Regions from separate parts of the Homo sapiens genome. Here region 1 is linked to region 2. Evidence: chromatin contacts called from ENCODE Hi-C or POLR2A ChIA-PET data. All regions are on one chromosome and are shown on one strand. Each heading gives the region's core, a stretch centred on a gene start or an enhancer-like site at or near the end of the contact. The rest is flanking DNA. Distances are from core to core; before and after follow the strand shown. Region 1 holds the start of RECK (reversion inducing cysteine rich protein with kazal motifs). Region 2 has its middle 15 kb from the start of SPAAR.

Region 1 (7,089 bases), core at 451-2,950, 110 kb before region 2:
TAATAAATGTGGCTATTTGAGCACAAAAAGATTAAAGCTAAGTAATTTGCTCAATGTTCTTAACCACTCCACTGTACTACCTCCTGCAGAACTGACTGGTTGTGGGAGGAGAATGGACAACTAGTATTTCATAATTTTGTAAGTGTTTCAGTTCAATCTCTTTTAATTTAACAGGGAGAAAAATGGGGCCCAGGAAAGTAATCTGATTTAGCCAAGAATACACAGCATTTTCTCTTTTATTCTTTGGGATAGTTTACAGCTAAATTTGAAACCTAGCTATAGTTAATACCCCTGTTGGAACTGACTTTGATTTTTTTTTGAGACAGGGTCTCACTTCCGAGGGCAGTGGCATATCACTGCAGCCTCAACTTCCCGGGGCTCGAGCAATCCTCGTATCTCAGCCTCGCGGGTAGCTGGAACAACAGGCATACACCACCATGCCCGGCTAATTTTTGTATTTTTAGTAGAAACGGGGTTTCACTATGTTAAGCAGGATGGCCTCGAACTCCTGGGCTCAAGGGATCCGCCCGCCTCCACCTCCCAAAGTGCTGGGATTACAGGGGAGAGCCTACCGCACCCGGCTGACTTTGCTTTTTTTTTTTTTTTTTTTAAGGTGTCTCTGCCTGTCTCCCTGTAAGCAATGCACTTCACCACTTTTGCATGCACACGTCCTAGCCATCTTTCAATGTCTAGTACAGCTAGGGGGAATCACTCCACTTTCCACTCATCCTAGGTCGATGTCCTCTCTCCCTCTGTGCACTCATACATGGCCCTTCATTTCCTCTGGACATTTCTGCCTTGAATTCGAGTTACTTCAATCTCCTGCTGTACCCCATCTCCTACCGAGAGAGCTTTTGGACGGAAGGAGTCGGCGTGCACTCAAAAGGCCAGCAAGCGGGAAGCAATCAATAAGCACTTAACAGTTTCCTATCCATCCTTGGTTTAGTTCTTGTAGAGCAAGAATTTCTCTCCTCAAGCCTGCCAGCCCCCGGGGGACAGGGTTTACTGATTTTTAATGTCTCCTGCCCGAGTCCAGGACCCACCACGCGGGCTGTGGGGACCGTCAGTGCTCACCGCCACCAAGGTCGTTATGAACCAAGTGCGGGTCAAGTAACAAGTAACAATAACTAACTAGGGCCGCGGTAGGGCGGCTGCGTATCCGAAATCCCATCTAAACCTCGCGACGATCCTGGGCGGGGGCATCGCACCCTTTTCTGACAAGCAGCAGAGGCAAGCGAAGGGGTCAGTGCCGAAGAGGGGGCCCGTGTCGGTGGGTGACAGACCAAGGCCTCAAACCCGAGTCACCGCCCAGAAGATCTTGGGGCGGAGAGAGTTCCTCACTCGCCCCGCCTCGGCACCAGCCTCTGGAGCGCTGAGACCTGGGGTCCCGGGGTCGCCGGACGTGGGCAGGGTCTGGGGGTCGCGCGCACCCCCGCCCCCTGCCCCGCGCCATCTTGGAGCGCTGTGGCGGCCGCTCCCGACAGCTTCGAACCGTTGCTCTGGAGGTTACTCACCCGCACTGCCCGGAGCCAGGCCCCCTGCCACCTCCGCGACCCCCGCCACGGCCAGCAGAAGGAGCAGCGCACCTCGCAGAGAGGCCCGGACGGTCGCCATGTCCGGGCCGGGCGGCTCCAGAGCCGCGGGATGCTCGGACCCAGCTTGGCCGCAGCCGCTGCCGCCGCTACCGCCGCCGCTCGCGCGAGGCCCCGCCCCCAGCGCCCGGCCCTTTGGTGACTGGCTGCGGCCCGCTCAAGCCCCGCCCCCTGCCTCACAGTGTTTCCAAAACCTCCCGGGGGCGGGAACGTGCCCCGTACCAGGGCTCTTTGTTATGGCCCAACTGTGTGTCGGCTTCTGCCAGGAGTCCACCAGCCCACGTTCTCCCAGAGTGAAGTCAGAGGATGTCAGAGCTGGGAGAGTCATTAGAAAACCTCTGCCACCTCCTGAGGTTTCGGGCCACTGAGGTGAGAGAGGAGACTGACCTTACTCAAGATCACACTGCAAGTTCACCTGAGAACAAGGGCTTAGTCCAAGGCCGAACCAAAGGGGCTTCTCTCCTTCATGTACCCTCAGTAATACTCGCAATATTCTTTCTGCCGAGACGCTGCCTCGCACCCAAAGAAAGCATGTCACCCGGGATCCTTCGGCCTCCCGCAGACACGGCCCCCTGACAAGGGTTCATCACTAGAGCTCTTTGGCACTATAGCCTCAATGTGTCTTTGTTGTACTTTAAAAATTATTTATTTATTTATTTAGGCAAGAGTCGCTCTGTCGCCCAAGCTGGGGTGCAGTGGCGCGATCTCGGCTCACTGCAACCTCCGCCTCCCGGGCTCAAGCGATCCTCCCACCTCAGCCTCCTGAATAGCTGGGACCACGGGCGCAGGTGACCACGCCTGGCTAATTTTTATATTTTTTTTGCAGAGAAGGGGTTTCACCATATTTCTCAAGCTGGTCTCGAACTCCTCGCCTCAAGCAATCCCCCAGCCTCCTCCTCCCAAAGTACGGGGATTGCAGGCGTGAGCCACTGTGCCTGGCCTTGATGTTACTATTAAGCACCTATTCCTGATAGGAAAAGAGGATAGGAGAACGCTTGTATACCTAGATGTGGAAAGCCTTGAATATCCGGCTGAGAAGTATAGACTTTGTCCAAGAGACAAGTTGGAAGTGGGTCCCACCCCACCCATCAGCCCAGCAGCTACGTGGAGAATGTTTAAGCCACTGGCTAGCAAAGCTAATTCATTGTCTCTTTTTTTCTCTGTGTGTTCCTGAATTAAACCCTTTTTCCTCCTTTTTTGAAAAAGCATGACCACCGTTTTAAATTCTCATGAAGACACCTGGGGCTAAATTACTTAAAACATTTTTAAAATTCCTTAATATTATTAAATATCCAGTCATTATTTACATTTTTCTTATTGTCTCATGATTTCTTTTTACAATTTTTCAAGTTCTAAACAAAATCCATATATTAAAGTTGGTTTTTATGTTTTTGGGCTCTTACATTTATCCTCTCTTTCGAGTTTACAAAAGGAAAACATGAATAAGTTAAAATATCTAAAACATCTCCTCTGATGACTCTGTTGCTTCTGTGTACAAGGTAAACTGAGGCACAATAAAATTTTAAAGTTTACTTCAGCACGCGGTGATTCATGAATTGAGAAGCTGCAAACCAGAAGTGGTTCTGGGGCTCAGCTCTGTCGAAGAAGCAGATTTTTACAGAGTGAATGGGAAAGTAATAAAAAGAAAATATTTGATTGGTTACAGTTATAAAGTTGCCTTATTTGGTCTATCCCACTAAAAAGCCTCTAGTTATACAAGTTTGTGGACTACTTCTGATTGGTTGAGCTTGTTCTGTTTTTCTTTAATATATGCATTTACAAGAAATAGCTCAGATTAACTCAAGTAAGTTTAAGGTCACTTATGAGGACTAAATTGACTATCTGCTCAGGAATTCTGCAGACCTGGTCTTCATTTTAATTTATTTTAACAATTCCCCTCTGAGAGTAATAGTACCACTATTGACACAGTCACTGGGCCAAAGAGTCATGATGCTATCATTATTAACAGTTGCGGCTGGGCGCAGTTGCTCATGCCTGTAATTCCAGCACTTTGGGAGGCCAAGGTGGGAGGATAACTTCAGCCCAGGAGTTTGAGGCCAGCCCAGGCAACGTTGTCAGACCCCCATCTCAATTAAAAGAAAAAAAAAAATAAGTAGTTACATTGGGATGTAGAATCACATGTAGGCTTTGGCAGTTGGGGTAAGTTCTTCAAGTTGTCTAATCCTGATGGCAATCATTTGATGTGTGGCTGCTGGAAAGCATTAAAACTCTTGACAGGGGCTGGGCGCGGTGGCTCATGCCTGTAATCCCAGCACTTTGGAAGGCCAAGGTGGGTGGATCATGAGGTCAGGAGTTCAAGACTAGCCTGGCCAACATGGTGAAACCCTGTATCTACTAAAAATACAAAAATTAGCCAGGTGTGGTGGCGCGTGCCTATAGTCCCAGCTACTCAGGAGGTTGAGGCAGGAGGTTGAGGCAAAGTAGACCTTATTTTTTAGAGCCGTTTTAAGTTGACAGCAAAACTGAGTGGAAAGTACAGAAGGTAGACAGTCCCTGCCCCCACATATGTAAACCTCCCCCCACTGTCAGCATCCTGCACCAGAATGGTACATTTGTTACAATTGATGAGCCTACATTGACACATCATCAACCAAAGTCCATAGTTCACATTAGGATTCACTCTTGGTGTTGTACATTCTGTGGGTTTAGACGAAGGTGTAATAACATGTATCTACTCTTATTTTTTTTATTTTTTAAGATGTAGCTATCAGAAAACTTAAAATTACACGTGTGAGCCCAAAGTGAACCACAAATGTAATTATGTTTTTCCTGAGACAGGGTGTCCTTCTGTTGCCCAGGATGGAGAGCAGTGGCACAGTCCTGGGGCACTGCAGCCTTGAACTCCTGGCCTGCAGTGATCCTCCCACCTCAGCTGCCTGAATAGCTGGAACTACAGGTGCATGCCATCATGCCCAGCTAATTATTTTATTTTATTTTTTGTAGAGATGTGGTCTTGCTATGTTTCCCATTCTGTTCTCAAACTCCTGGACTCAAGCAATGCTCCCGCCTCGGCCTCTCAAGCTGTTGAGACTACAGGCATGAGCCACCATGCCCAGCCCCAATATGCAATTTTAAGCACTGTAAGAGTAGTGTAATTATCTTTCATTCTAAAAAAAGGTTAATGCTTAGAGATGAGTACGATATTTTAAAGAATGTTACTCACCAATGATTTTGTTTTGAGCCAAAAAACCATGGTTCTCAAGGTCTTGCACCTTTCCTCCTCTTCTTCTATCTCTGACTTCAGTTCCTACTGTTTCTGTCGTGTCCAGCCATCACCTCCAGCCAATCTTGCTCAGGGCCTTTCCCTAACTGCTCCATGTAACTCCTGCCTCAGGACCTCTGTGCTTGGAGTTCTTTCTGCTTGGAATTAATTTCTCCCAGATAGTTGTACACTCTCCCTTTTCTTTTTTAGGTCTTAACTCAAACGGCCTTCCTTAATTGCCCTTCTTAAAATTAAAACTCAACCCCACCTCTGAACTTCTTCTCCCCTTTCACACTTTATATTTTCAAAAGCCATGATTACCTTCTACCATATTAATAGGTTCTAATATATAATATTATAAAATATACTACTTACTTTCCCAAAGTGTTGCTTGTTTATTATTTGTTTCCTTACTTCATGAGGGCAGATATTTTTGTCTGAGACTACAGACTATCCTTATTTCTTTTATACATACACACACACACACACACACAAACTTTTTTTTTTTTTTAAATGAGACAGGGTCTTGCTCTGTCACCCAGGCTGGAGTGCAGTGGCATGATCACAGTTCACTGAAGCCTCAACCTCCCAGGTTTAAGTGATCCTCTCGCCTCAGCCTCTTGAGTAGCTGGGACAACAGGTGTGTGCCACCATGCCCAGCTAATTTTTTTGATTTTTTGTAGAGACGAGGTCTCACTATGTTGCCCAGGCTGGTCTCGAACTCCTGGGCTCAAGTGATCTTTCTGTCTCGGCCTTCCAAAGTGCTGGGATTGTAGCTGTGAGCCACCATTCCTGGCCAAATATCCTCATTTCTTAATTGCTTCCTGCAGCAGAGCCTGAATCTGTTTCAGAAAGAGAAACTTTTAAAATTAAGAATATGGCAGATGTTTAAGTAGTTTTAATTAAATAGGAGTATTGTTTTTTAGAACTTTTGCATAGTAAATTTCTAAAGCCAATCTTTAATGGAAATACTTTTTCTGACTTTGTTTAGCCTGAACATATTTGATCATGATTAATTGACCTAGCTTAATAAGGAAGAGGTCCATTTTGAGTTAGTTAACTAAGACTTTATGGCATCTGATTTCATATGTGTACAGTAGGACAATTTTGTGAAATATTAATGTATTTTCTGTTCCCAGTAATTCCTTCATTAGAACTAAAACATGAGGGCAAGGCATTCACATCTTCAGAGATGATCATTAGAGTAGAAAAATAGTCAAAGAGGACAACTCCTAGCTTTTGGTTTTAAAAAACATACACTTAAAATTTCAGGCAGAGACAATGGCTTTAAAGAGAAAAAGCCTTTGAAATATCAGAACGTGGTCTATTTTATAGCTGAGAGCATAAAATATTTGTATGAAGAACAGACATGGAAGAATACTATGATTAGTCAGACACAGTCCCTCCTACCCCCTCAGTCCCCAGCAATTTGATTCACTCTGATGTGGAAGGAGGAGAGCCACTGGAGGAAAAGAAGGCGTCTCTGGTCTCCTTCTTCTGATGCAGTGGGGTGGGACATAGAATCCCCAGAAAGGCTTGAGACTACGAGATAAGAGGGGATCTGATTCTCCTTGCTGTGTGGAGCTCAGGAAATGACAGACCTCATAAAATTCATCTGCACTTAACACGATGTAGGTATAGAGTAGAAATGGCTGCAAATGTGTCCTGTTTCATGCTCCACACAGAAGAGCAGCCAAATGTTTTTTTGCCCCTCAAGAGATGCAAGGTAGGAGACAGCTGAGAGCCTGAAGCGACCTCAAGATTGGAATGAGGAGGCTGTATCTGTTATTTGAATCATCTGTACAAATGGATACCAGATGAGAATGCAGATGTCAACAGGGATTGATGATGATGACTGAGGACCACATGTCCTGTCTTCTTCTCCAGTCCCAGTTGCTGGCTTTGGCTCTATATAGACCTCTCAAAGCTGGGGAGGGGTTTGTGAGAGGCCTTGACTAAACTGAGATCCCACTGAACTTACTGAGATTTAGTTTTAGTCATTCGGCAGGAAGGGGATATGCAGAGTCAACTAACTGTCCATTGAAGATTTGATCACCCCTTCTAGAAGTGGTTGCTTGAAAGCAACTACCAGCCAGAGACATTTTCCAATTGCTAGTGTGTCATGTTCACTGTTAATTTAATAACTGGGAGTAAGGCCTTGGAGAACGAAGGGTCCCTGTGCCTCGGAGCAGAATTGGCATATCTAACATCCACACTGATGCCTACAGTAAGATCTAAGAGGAGGAAGAAAAGCCCTACTCCTAGGCATCCAAC
Region 2 (7,227 bases), core at 2,980-5,479:
GAAATGTATTGGTCTAATGTCTGATAGTTTCAGTAGATGTAGAATGTAGTAAATATTCCAGATGAAATGTAGTGAAGATATTAGGAGATCATGCTAAATTTCTAGGTGCCATTAGAATAAGTTAAATGGCTTCTACTGTATCTAAGCTGACCAGGCAGCAGAGATCCACAAGGATGGATCTCATAGCAACTTTGCCAGCCCTAACCCATCCTTCTTAAGTTCAGACTTGAATAACCACCTGCCTATCTGACATCTGAACTTCGATGTGTCATAGACTTTTCCAATTTAATTAATACTAATCCAAAACATTTACTCTTGGTTTCTCAAGTCTCCTCTTCTAACGTATTCCTTCCCAATTCTTCTCATGTAAGTAAATAAAAGCATCGCCACTCACCTGGCTGCTCAGGACAAAACTCTGTGGAGCATTCTACATTCCCCCATCTTCTACATTTAACGCATCAGGTAGTCCTTTAAAATATATCCAAATTGGGCCGGGCACGGTGGCTCACACCTGTAATCCCAGCGCTTTGGGAGGCCGAGGTGGGCGGATCACCTGAGGTTGGGAGTTCGAGACCAGCCTGACCAACATGAAGAAACCCCATCTCTACTAAAAAAATACAAAATTAGCCGAGCGTAGTGGCACACACCTGTAATCCCAGCTACTCGGGAGGCTGAGGCAGGAGAATTGCTTGAATCCAGGAGGCGGAGGTTGCGGTGAGCTGAGATCGTGCCATTGCACTCCAGCCTGGGCAACAAGAGCAAAACTCCATCTCAAATATATATATCTCCAAATTGAACTCATTCAGTTGGTGTACCTGCTTCCCTGCAGGCCAGACTTCACATTTCATGGCATGTCTCTCCCCAGCTCAAAACCCTCCAATAGTGTCCCATCACACTTGAGAATCAAATCCAAACTCCCATATAATCTGCATCCTGTCCACCTCTGGAAATTATCTCCCACCCACTCGTCCCACCTTCCCTTCCCTCCAGCCACACTGATATCACTGCTGATTCTCAAACAGCCAAGCTCCTTTCTGCCACAAGACTTGGAACGTGCTTCCTCCAGTTGGTCACACAGTGGCGATCCTTCACGTTGCCCAAGTCTCTGCATGAGGGTGCCTTCTCATGTCCCTAAGATTGACATCCTCCCATTGCTTCCCAGCTCCCACTGCTTTATTCTTCCCCATAACACTCATTACCCCCTGACAATCTATTTATTTATTTGTTTATTGACTAACGCCCCATTAGAATGTTCATTTCATGGGGGAAGGGGCTCCATCTGCCGTGTTTGTACCTAACACACAGTGCCCAGCAGCACAGAGCACAGTTCAGTGCTTAACACATAATCATGCTCAATAAATATTTTGTGAATAAATGAATGAGGTAGAAAGCCTTCACTATGAAGAATGTACATTACATTCACTTTGGCTTATCACAGAGAAGGACAATGAAAAGGTCATTCTCTGCTACTTGAACTACCATTAAGGGGAAGTAAACTATAAGGGCCTTGTAAAGCATAAGTCTCTAGACAAATGGAAATTATTATCATTACATTAATGTGGTGGCATGCTAGATGCTCTCTGCTCTGTAAAAATGGACAGGACCAGGCCAGGCGTGGTGGCTCACACCTGTAATTCAGCACTTTGGGAGGCCGAGGCAGGAGGATCATGAGGTCAAGAGATCGAGACCATCCTGGCCAACATGGTGAAACCCTGTCTCTACTAAAAATACAAAAATTAGCCAGGCGTGGTGGCGCATACTTGTAGTCCCAGCTACTTTGGGAGGCTGAGGCAGGAGAATCACTTGAACCCTGGAGGTGGAGGTTGCAGTGAGCCAAAATCATGCCACTGCACTCCAGCTTGGCAACAGAGGGAGACTCCATCTCAAACAAAAAAAAAAAAGAAAAAGGACAGGACCCAGTCCCTGCTCACACGGATAAAGACATCAGACAGTTAAGTTGCTCACAGAAGGCTTTTACTAAGAGAAATAGTTTGCTGTAGGTACACTAAATTTCTGAGAATATTGGAGGATTATTTAAAGAGAGCATTTAGAAAGGTCATCATTGCCATTTTGAGAATAGAACTTTGAAAATTAGTTTTGTTTTTAAATGCAAATAGAAAATTCATGTCTATCAAAAAGTAGCTATATGTGTCAAAAATGAATAGTCAATAAAGTTTAAGTTACCATAAGCACGTGGATCACATTACTGGTTTCTCTGATTTGAACCATGAAATTATCTAGTTGCTGTAAATACACAAAAATGGCATCTAGTAGACACTCGAATGAACTACTAATCCTTGGAAGGTCAATTCAGACAACCAGGTGTCATCTCATCCATATTACCAGACTTCTAGATCTTATAGCCAGTGTAAATTTTAATGGAATTATATAGGATTGCCAAGATTTTATGTTGTCTAATTAGGGTGTTAAACAACAATAGCTAATACCACCTACTACTAAAAAAAGACATTATAACACCTCCTGAAATAGAAAGAACATAATCTTGGAATAAAGAGAATGTACTTCAAATTGCAAATATTTAGTTTTATTTTTAAAATGTACTACATTGCCTTTTTTTCTCTCTCTCTCTCTTTTTTTTTTTTTTTTTTTTTTTGAGACAGGGTCTTGCTTTGTTACCCAGGCTGGAGTGCAGTAGCACAATCACAGCTCACTGCAGCCTCGACCTCCTGGGCTCAATTGATTCTCCTCCTCAGCCTTCCAAGTAGCTGGGACCACACACGTGTGCACCATCATGCCTGGCTAATTTTTAAATTATTTGTAGAGACAGGGTCTCCCTGTGTCGCCCGGGCTGGTAACTCCCGGGCTCAAGAGATCCTTCCACCTCAGCCTCCCAAAGTGCTGGGATTACAAGCATGAGCCACCGTGCCTGGCTGAGACCTGGAAAATGTTATAGACAGGTAGGTACCAATACATAGGCTGGTATATGGGAACTGCTGCTCAGTTAATGACTCCTTCTGCATCCTTTGATTAAATATTCCCAGCAGTGGAGAGTTGCTATCAAAAAGCTACCTCCATCCAGTTCTGATGGGTAGGAGGTTTCTCTTTAATTTAGGGTAAAGTTGGCAGCCTCCACCTTTGGGTTCTGGTTTTGGCCTAGAGCCCTCTGTGAGGAAGGCTAAATCTTTTTTACTTAGATGTGTGAAAGCAGCTCTCAAACCCAATCCCAACTCCTGTAAGTTCTTCCTAGACTGAATCCCCAGCTCCTTCAGCCAGTTCCTAAACCATTCACTGGCAGAGCAATAAGGTACGTTCCAGCCTTTGAGTGGTCTGGTTCCTACAAACTAAAGACCACAGGCATAGAGGCCAGGCGCAGTGGCTCCGACCTGTAATCCCAGCACTTCAGGAGGCCAAGGCAGGTGGATCACTTGAGCTCAGGAGTTCCAGAGCAGCCTAGGCAACACGGCAAAATTCCGTCTCTAGAAAAAATACAAAACTTAGCTGGGCGCAGTGCTGCATGCCTGTAGTCCCAGCTACTCAGGAGGCTGAGGCGAGAGGATCATTTGAGCCCAGGAGGCAGAGGTTGCAGTGAGCCGAGATTTCACCACTGCATTCCAGCCTGGGCGACGGGAGTGAAACCCTGTCTCGAAAAGAAAAGAAAAGGTCATAGTCATTTGTGAAAAGACCTTTGAGTATTAAAAATCTGAAAACTTCTTTTACCAACTTAGAGGAGTATAAAAGCTTATTCATCAGCCTTCTTGGCAGATGGGAAGACAGGCATGCATGAAACCACAGCCTCTTCTATTCCAAATGTATCATCCATTATCACTAGATGCAGCTGCCTCCCCCACACTCTCTGAGTCACTGGGTAATGCTACAGTCTTTCATTTTCACCTCCATTACAAACCTTTCAAGGATTCTTGCTAGTAGCTTTTGCTTTCACTAGGAACTTCCCAAAGGCAAAATTACAACAAATTATTTGTAATGATCAAATTGGCTTTTATTTGTGATTCTAGAATCAGGCAACACCTCATTCTACGAAATAGAATGAGTATTCCAGTGAAGTGGGCAGAGAAGTTTGGCTTTATGGATAAAAGAGGGCTGAAGAAAGCAGAAACAGGGAACAAAAAGCAGATTGGTCATTTCAAAGTTGCTTTCCTTATAGGGTTAAAGCAGAGGGCACTTTTTATTGTGCTGATTCAGGGTGACTGGAAGCTCCTGCGTTTTTGGAAAACTGCCTCATTTCAAAGTCCGGTTTGATGACTTGGCAGTTAGCACAGGTGACTCTGCTCTGGTTTGATCTGCTCTGCTAGGGCCAGTGTAGGAGGCTAGTCCAAAACAATGGCCTCCCATAAACTATGTAACAGAATACAATGCACTGGTGTGCTGTTTAATTTGTTTCAGTTATGAGTGATAGAAAACCACATATCAATAGTGGTTTAAATAAGACTGTTTTGCTTTGGTATAAAAGCCTGGAAGAAGGCAGTATAGGACTGATATGGGCTCCCACAGTATCAGGAACCCAGGCCCCTTTTATCTTATTGTTCCCCCAAATGGGGCTTCTACTCCCAAGGCCACTCTGGTCCAATCTGACTTCTGTAGCTCCAGCCATTATATCTACATTCTGGCCAGATAAAGGAGAAAAAACAAAGAAGAGTATTCCGCCTCTATTTAAGGACATTTCCCAGAAGTCACACACCACTTCTACTGGCCATTCCTAGTTCCAAGAGGGACTGTGTTGATGTTATTGTTGTTTTTCTAATAAGGAAAAAGAGGAAAACTGAGGTTAGGAGACAAGTAGACCCCTGTGCACAGGGTCAGACATAAAGTCAAATGATCACCGATGCAGCTCTGGTGCGGCCTCTCTGAAAAATCACCAAACTTAACACCAAATCCTAAGGACTCCATACCTCAAACCCCTTAAAATGAGATCAATGAAAATGAGCGGTGGCCAAAATTGGGACCCAGGAGAATGTATCCAGTAGGATCACGATCAGTCAAGCAAATAGGTTTTACTTGGGTTTCCTGGATTTGTGTTGTGTTTTGTTTTGCTTTGTTTGAGATGGAGTCTCCCTCTGTTGCCCAGGCTGGAGTGCAGTGGCACAATCTCGGCTCACTGCAACCTCCATCTCCCGGGTTCAAGTGATTCTCCTGCCTCAGCCTCCCGAGTAGCTGGGACTACAGGCGCGCACCACCACGCCCAGCTAATTTTTATATTTTTAGTACAGATGGGGTTTCACCATGCTGGCCAGGATGGTCTTGATCTCTTGACCTCATGATCCACCTGCCTCAGCCTCCCAAAGTGCTGGGAATACAGGCACGAGCCACCGTGCCCGGCCAGATTTGTGTTTTTATGCAGGAATTCCTTCCCAGCATTTCTCGGAAATACTGTTTTTCCAAATGCCAATTCCTGAGAAAAAGAAGTTAAGACATCTAGGAACCTGGTAAGAGTGTTTTTGTGTGAGAATTAAAGCTTAGCAATCAACATGTTGAACTAGATGTGACTAGTTCAAAGGAATCCACTGACACCAAATCAAAAGCGAGAGTAGAAAATACTGAGGCACCCATAGGAAAGTTAAGTTCTGAATGGAACTGGGGAGTAGAGGAGAGAAAAGGCCATCATCTAATCAGTCTTCCGACTGCTGTTGCCAGGGTAGAGGTGGTGGTGGGCTAGCGCTGGCTCAAGAAGAGCCAGTTGTATGCTGCTCTTCCCAGCTCTCAGTGACATCCCCTCGGTAGCTGGGCATTGACCATTGTGGGAACATTTATGCCTCCCCTCAGAATTTGGCAAACCCTACATATAAGGGTTTTTTTTTTTTTCTCCAGGAGAGTCAGTTTACCAGCACACACTGGTTATAAGTGTGTGTTTGTGACCTGGTCTGCTTCTAATGGTAAGTCATTTTTGCAAATAAAACAAATATTGGTAAGTTTGTACACATAGGATACTTATACAAGTCCTATGAGCAGTGTCGGAAAAAAATAACAAATTTTGAAAGCAAAATAAGTCTTGAAACTGGCAATTCCAACAAGTGATTCTATGAACCTTGTTAGTGAGTCTGAATGTTAGTTATTTGAACACTTCCCAGTAATGATTGCTGGCATTTCCACGTGTTGAATATTCATTATAGGCTACAGTTCTTTGTAAATACTTTAACAGAAGAGATGCAAAAAGAAGACGTGATTGCTGTTATAGAACACTCCAGAAGGAAATCAGAAATTGCTCTAAAATCTGAATTAGCAAGAGCAATATTGATCTCAATGGCAAAATCAAGACCAGAGTAAGCAGACCAAAAAGTAAAAATAAAAATAAAGCATCATTTAAAAAGGAAATGAGCTTCTATAAAACAACATGTACCCTAATGGCTAACCTGAAGATGTTAGGGGCACACTCAACCAACATCAATGAAAAATGAAAAAACAAAAAAGTTTCCTACATCTAGAATATTTGTCACAAAACAAAGATCAAAACTATCAGATAGAGCAATTAAAGCTTTGTGTTTTAAAAGTTCATTTTAAAAATAACTTTTAAAATTAAATGTTTGTGCTATTATTTTTCCATTTTTAAGTGATTTTTATCTGGCATTTATTTTGCAATAATGTTCCCTCCTTTTTAATGTTTTCTATATCCAGTGCCTATATCAGGTGGAGATAATTTTTATGTTATTGAAATAATCTTGTCACAACATATTGGTTCATAATAATAATAAACCTTAAGGAAAAAGTCTGGAACTTTTAGCATCAATTTGTCACTGACAATTATTAACTGTTTATTATTCTGGTCATTCATTATTATTTAAAAGTATGTGAATATAATGTTATAGAAAATATGAGCCAGGCGCAGTGACTCACACCTGTCATCCCAACACTTTGAAAGGCTGAAGCAGGAAGATAGCTTGAGGCCAGGAGTTCAAAACCAGCCTGGTCACATAGTAAGACTCTGTCTCTAGAAAAGAAGAAAACAAAATAGCCAGGAGCACCCTAATGGCTAACATGAAGATGTTAGGGGCACACTCTATAGGCATGTACCTATAGTCTCAGCTACTCGGGAGGCTGAGGAAGGAGGGTCACTTGAGCTCAGGAGTTCGAGGCTGCAGTGAGCTATGATCGTACCACTGTACTCCAGCCTGGGTGACAGAGTAAGATCCTGTCTCCAAAAAAAAAAAAATTTAATGTATAATTTCAGGAATGCTCATGAATTCCCAGAAATTTCAATTTCTCATTCCTGAATACTGAACAGAAGTATTCGCGGGGAATTTGGAAACATTATTC

The links. Hi-C counts contacts between places; a loop is a spot of excess contacts on that map. ChIA-PET counts read pairs that join two places held with the same protein, here RNA polymerase II (POLR2A). Pooled maps may share reads with other maps.
Region 1: POLR2A ChIA-PET joins it to region 2 with 15 read pairs in BJ. The contact joins the promoter of RECK here to the enhancer-like site in region 2. A Hi-C loop is called at or near these places in 1 of 168 maps with a recorded cell type or tissue (Panc1) and 6 of 50 pooled maps. POLR2A ChIA-PET finds 5 or more read pairs at or near these places in 3 of 52 experiments (AG04449, BJ and WTC11).

The regions. Positions count from the first base shown.
Region 1 is chr9:36,031,524-36,038,612 of GRCh38, reverse strand. It overlaps RECK (reversion inducing cysteine rich protein with kazal motifs), which reads right to left and starts at 1,700. Exons shown (of 21, transcript NM_021111.3): 1 at 1,515-1,700. The coding sequence starts at 1,614. RefSeq lists silencers at 1,421-1,570, 1,581-1,780.
Region 2 is chr9:35,920,998-35,928,224 of GRCh38, reverse strand. No RefSeq gene overlaps it. Among named protein-coding and RNA genes, the nearest start is that of SPAAR, 15 kb to the right of the region's middle. RefSeq lists an enhancer at 3,755-4,954. Within about 2 kb of position 4,229, at least 14 of the 41 ENCODE cell types and tissues checked have a DNase peak (open chromatin) inside an H3K27ac peak, as active enhancers do.